Linked DNA regions of Homo sapiens: region 2 is linked to region 1. Evidence: chromatin contacts called from ENCODE Hi-C data. All regions are on one chromosome and are shown on one strand. Each heading gives the region's core, a stretch centred on a gene start or an enhancer-like site at or near the end of the contact. The rest is flanking DNA. Distances are from core to core; before and after follow the strand shown.

The links. A loop is a pair of places that touch in the nucleus more often than their neighbours do. Pooled maps may share reads with other maps.
Region 2: a map of CD4-positive, alpha-beta memory T cell shows a loop between it and region 1 (32-fold over the local background). The contact joins two enhancer-like sites. A Hi-C loop is called at or near these places in 14 of 168 maps with a recorded cell type or tissue (CD4-positive, alpha-beta T cell, CD4-positive, alpha-beta memory T cell, CD8-positive, alpha-beta T cell and 11 more), 11 of 37 single-sample maps with no recorded cell type and 25 of 50 pooled maps.

What each region holds. Positions count from the first base shown.
Region 1 is chrX:120,790,135-120,792,834 of GRCh38, reverse strand. No RefSeq gene overlaps it. Among named protein-coding and RNA genes, the nearest start is that of CT47B1, 84 kb to the left of the region's middle. Within about 2 kb of position 1,439, at least 4 of the 41 ENCODE cell types and tissues checked have a DNase peak (open chromatin) inside an H3K27ac peak, as active enhancers do.
Region 2 is chrX:123,424,803-123,427,502 of GRCh38, reverse strand. The region is part of intron 11 of GRIA3 (glutamate ionotropic receptor AMPA type subunit 3); the gene reads right to left. Among named protein-coding and RNA genes, the nearest start is that of GRIA3, 240 kb to the right of the region's middle. Within about 2 kb of position 1,447, at least 2 of the 41 ENCODE cell types and tissues checked have a DNase peak (open chromatin) inside an H3K27ac peak, as active enhancers do.

The sequences.
Region 1 (2,700 bases), core at 190-2,689:
GATCTCACCATTGCACTCCAGCCAGGACAACAAAAGCGAAACTCTGCCTCAAAAAAAAAATGAAATAAAATATGGACAAGATATTACAAGCAAAAAAACAGAGAACAAGAAGAACCTTTGGAATTTAAAATATAATTGCCAAAACAAGAGGGAATGGATAGTGAGTAAATGGTAAATGTAAATGAATATAAGGATAACCTAGTCATTCAAAATATTGAACAGTTAAAGGGAGGAGAGTGAGATGAGAGCAGGCCGGCAACAAGTAGAATAGTAATAACAACAAAATTAACAGCAGCAGCTATAGATTACTTTGCTCCTACAAAGTGCTAGTTGCCTTACATATAGTACTTCATTTACTAATCACAAAACACAGCAAGGTAGGTATTGCTAGTAATCAATTGTACCAAATGGTGACTATAATAAATAATAACACATCGTATACTTCAAAATTTCTAAAAGAATAGGTTTGAAATGTTTTCACCACAAAAAAAGTATATGAGGTGACTGATTTGTTAATAGGCATGATTTAATCATTTCACAATATTAACATGTATAAAAATATCACATTGTGTCCTATAAATATACAATATATACAATTGTTATTTGTTCATTTAAAATAAAACAAAAAATAATAACAAAGAAACTGAGGCTCAGAGAAATAAAGGATCTTGCCTAATGTCAGACAGGTAGCAAGTGGCTATGGTATGTTGGCCTCCAAAACTATTGCTCTTAACTACCTCACTTGCAGGAAAGCAGAGGGGAAGCATCAAGGTAAGGAAGAGGTTGAAGGTGTCAGACTAAAAGGTCCAGACCTTCAACCTCTTTATGTATGGAAACAAGGTCCTTGGCTGTGCATGGTGGCTCATGACTGTAATCCCAGCACTTTGGGAGGCTGAGGTGGGTGGATCATGAGGTCAGGAGTTCGAGACCAGCCTGACCAACATGGTGAAACCCGTTCTCTACTAAAAATACAAAAATTAGCCAGTGTGGTGGCGCGCAACTGTAATCTCAGCTATTCAGGAGGCTGAGGCAGGAGAATCGCTTGAACCTCGTAGGTGGAGGGTGCAGTGAGCCAAGATCATGCCACTGCACTCCAGCAGCCTGGGTGACAGAGTGAGACTCCATCTCAAAAAAAAAAAAAAAAAAAAAAGGGTCCTTCAGGAGTTGAGGAGGGATAAGTTCTCTGGAATGAGTTGGGAAGTGGCAAGGTGATGGAAAATCAGCCTTCTGGGAAATGGGGGAACGTTTCTTCCTCCAAGACTATGAACACTGCTGAGAGGGGACCCAGGGAGGTTGAGACACAGTGAAGCAGTAGCAGATGTGCACCAAATGCAAGAGGACCTTGAAACCAATGCCAGCTCTGCCTCCAAGAACAAGCTGCTTATGTCTGATGACTCATTTCCCAGGACAAGGCCAGTTCTTGGCCAGCAGCCACTAAGAATGCTGCAGCAGGGCACTACTCCACACTGGTAGGCGTTGTCACACCCAGACCACCTCCATTGGTCTTCAGAAAGTGTGCCCAAAGCCTAAAGCCACCTCTGACTTTATGACATTGAACTATTTCATTCCATTTGGCCAATAGAAATGCAAAAAGGATGAGAGCAAACCAAGGAGGGGAGATTGCAGTTCCAAATCATTCCACAAAAATGGTCTCTAAATGCATCTGAGCTGGCTGCTTATAAAGGGCAACACAGGCACCAAAAAAAAAAAAAAAAAAAAAAAGAAGAAGAAGAAAAAGAAAGAAGGAAAGAAAGAAAAAGAAAAGAAAACCTGACTACCCAATCCTTAAAAATTGTTCAAGAGTAAAAGCCCCACAAGTCTGAATTCCAGAAACCCAAGGCGGGTGGCCTTTTCAAAGAGCTCAGTTGATTTTATCACCATCCCTAGTCTGAATTCGCTGCACATTTCCTCCCTAATCCAGGATGCGATAAGAAACCAACATAACAAGAATTCATCTTCCCCAGGAAAAGGTGAGCATCTCTGAGTTCAACAGAGACAACTGGAACCTAATTGCATTGCCTCTTTCAAAGCCTTCCAGTAAAAGTGTAAAACGAAAGAGGACTGAAAGAGGCTGCTTAGCGCAGCTACAATGTGATCACATTTTCTTTTGAAAAATGACACACCAAGTAGCTGCCATTTTTAGAAAATGGCAATTTCATCTGAAATCAGAGCAAGTGTCACTCTGCAGCAAAAAATAAAATCCTTGTTTCAAGAGCTTTGGAACCTGGTCCCCAAACAGCAGTATTTCCTGGCTATATTTGATTAATATTACACAAAGGGTAGGATGAAGGGAAGGTGGGTCTGGAAAAGGAAAAGCACCTTTGTGAAGAAAAACAAGTATGTGGCCTTCAGGGAGCTAAGCACATGTTTAATTTTGTGTTTTAAACTTCTCAGCAGACTGCAGATCTATAAAGGGAATCACTGAAAGTGAAGATAACGACGACTTACCCAAAGCATCATGCTGTTTTCCGCAAGACAGGGCGAGAAGTGAGAAAGCAAAATCTTTGCTTCAGTTACACAAACTCCCTCTCCTTTGCAGAGAAACTTGCTAGCTGAAATGGAGCCAGATGCTAATACGGGAGCCTCAGCAAACAGCTATGTGCTTGTCAAACACTGACATCTACTGGTCAGTTCTGAAATGGCTTCTTTTTTATTTCTGAAAGACCAGTCAACTAGACAAAAATAAATTCCCTTGTGCTT
Region 2 (2,700 bases), core at 198-2,697, 2.6 Mb before region 1:
ATAATTTAACTTATTGAGTTCTCTTCCTGTGAAGTTTGCTGGGCACACCTGTAGAAGCAAATGGTTTTCAGCCTTGGCTCCACATTAAAATCACCTAGGATCTTAAAAAAAAACTCATGCCCAGGCCCACCAATTAAATCAGAACTTGGGAGGTAGGACACAGACATTTAAATTTTTTAAAGCTCACCAGGTGATTACAAAGTGCAACCAAGGTTGAAAACCACTGCTACAAGGTAATGTCATGAGAGAAACATAGTCAAAAACCTCTTCTCACTTGAAGATAAATGGGTAGGTGCTGGAAAATGAGCACTATTCACTTTGAGTTTAATAAATTTAACAAAGACATTGCTATTTTGTGGAGTTGGTCATCCATAAGGCAAGGAGCTAGATGATAATATTTCTCATCATCTTCATATAAATAGCTTTTGGGGCCCAGGAGATTAGAAACTTTCTCCTTTGACAACTAAGCCTTAACCACTCAGGGCAGACTCCAAGTGAAGTAGGAAACTACCTGTATAGTGGGATTAGAGGCATCAAAAGGCTTGCTTCCTCCACACCCCCTTCCACCCCCACACACAGAAAACGAAAACAAAATCATCCTCCTGGTCTGATGGAGAAATTCTATTGGAATCACGCTCTGTGTTGTTTTCAGGAGGCTTGATCAAAATGTAACACATTACTTCAACAGCACCCACTGTTTATTCAGTTAGTAGGGAATGGGAAAGAAGATGGGTAAGTTTTAATAAGGGGAAATTTTTGTTCTTAAATGTTACTGTGCATCAGCATTACCTGAGGTGTTTGTTAAAATGCAGATTCAGAATAGCTGAATGCCCAAGAATCTGCACTTCTTAAGCATCACAGGTGATTCTGCTGCAAGTGGTCTGCAGACCAAACTGAGAAACATTGTTCTTCTACATCAGTGATTCTCAGTTCTGCCTGCATATCAATATCATCTAGGGAGCTTCAGTCAAAACACGTCAACACAAAAAGACAAAAAACCTTGCCTAGGCTTCAAGACCAATTAAATCATAACCCTGGGGGTTGGGACTAAGCAGCAGCACTTTATAAAACTCTCAAGGTGCAGACAGGGTTGCAAGTTTGGTCCTGCATCATGAGTGTTCCTCAGAGACAGGGACCATAAGAAGTTATTGGACAGTGTGAGGGAATTGAATGCTCAGTGATGGGTAATGGCTTGTACTCAGGAAACTTCATCTCCTTCACAGTGTTGCTGAAGGCTGGCTCTGTCTGCAGAAATGAAAATCTGCTCCCTAGGTTTTATAAAACATTGCCACATCATCCTTAGGATAATTCTGCTGTGTGGCAGAGCTCCATCCTAGTTACGCTATGTTCTCCCATGCCCAGAAAAACTCACAGGAAGAGAACCCACTCTGTCATAAAGTCAAGAATAGGCGTAGGAGCCTGGCATATCTCCAGGCTCTGTGGGAAGAGGGTAGTTCTGGGCTGAGAGCCGGCAAATCAAGCTCTTCTCTGTCTGTACCAGCATTTCACCACTTTAAAGCAAATTTAAATTCCTGTGTCCCAAGGTAACCTTTTTCTGGCCTCTGGAAAACTCAGTTGTTTTAGATGCTACACTCTGAATAATTTTGGCAGGTATTTTGATAAATATTTATTATTGGTTAACTATAACAAACTGACTTGATTTTTTTTAAATCTGTAGTTCCTGTTCGTCCCTGGATTCCTGAGACAACCCGTATTTATTTCCTGAACATGATCACTTTTAGCTTTTTGAATTTGAAAATCTGCTTTGCAGTAGATTTTTCTAACAGTTACACTATCTCAGGATTTCATCTGGGAACATTTCTCTTTTAATCAGAAGTAAAAACATCTGGATGAGTCAGAAAAGAATGTGGCACACTTCTGAATGCTAAAAGTATACAGGGTGTTTTGATTATGCATTTAGACCTTTCAGAGTCTTTCTTCATTGTTGCCACATACATTTAATTTATTCTGAACTGATCTGACTCTAGAAATAATTTTGCTATATAAAAGATTAACATTCCAAAGAAACATCCATAGTAATAGAGGAAGAAAAATGATAACAATTATAGCTAATACTTATTGAGCACTTCTTGTGTGCCAGACTCTGTTCTAATTGCTTTACCTGTGCCAACTATTTTAATTCTCTATCCCTATGGTTAGGTACTATTTTAAAGATAAGCAAACAGAGGTATTTTACAGATAAAGAAACTGAGGCACAGAGAGGCAGAATAGAAAATAAAACATTTAAACTTATACACTAGGAGAGAAATACCCACATTTTTGTAGTATAAAATACCCGTATTTTGTATAAGAAAATCCAAAATGGTGTGCAAGTTATAGAAGGTACAAATTTTCTCCAAACACTGAGAAATATAGTGGCATGAAAACCAAACATATTTGTATAATTATTGTTTATTATCTGTTGTTCATTTGGGACAGAACTGTGACTGTCATTTTTATTTGGAATGATGAGGTTTTGCCAGACCAAGGAGAAAACTGACTTTGGAGTAATTCCAGAATCACAGTTTGATATGGAAAGAGGTATATTTTGCTGCTGTGAATACTAATGGTAGTTTATGCATTGTCTACTTGACAATGTGGAGAAAAATACAGTAATTTATGGAAATTACACTGTGCCATTGTATTGAGGCTAATGGACTGTGGCTGTGTCAGTCTGATCTAAAATCAAGCCTGCACATC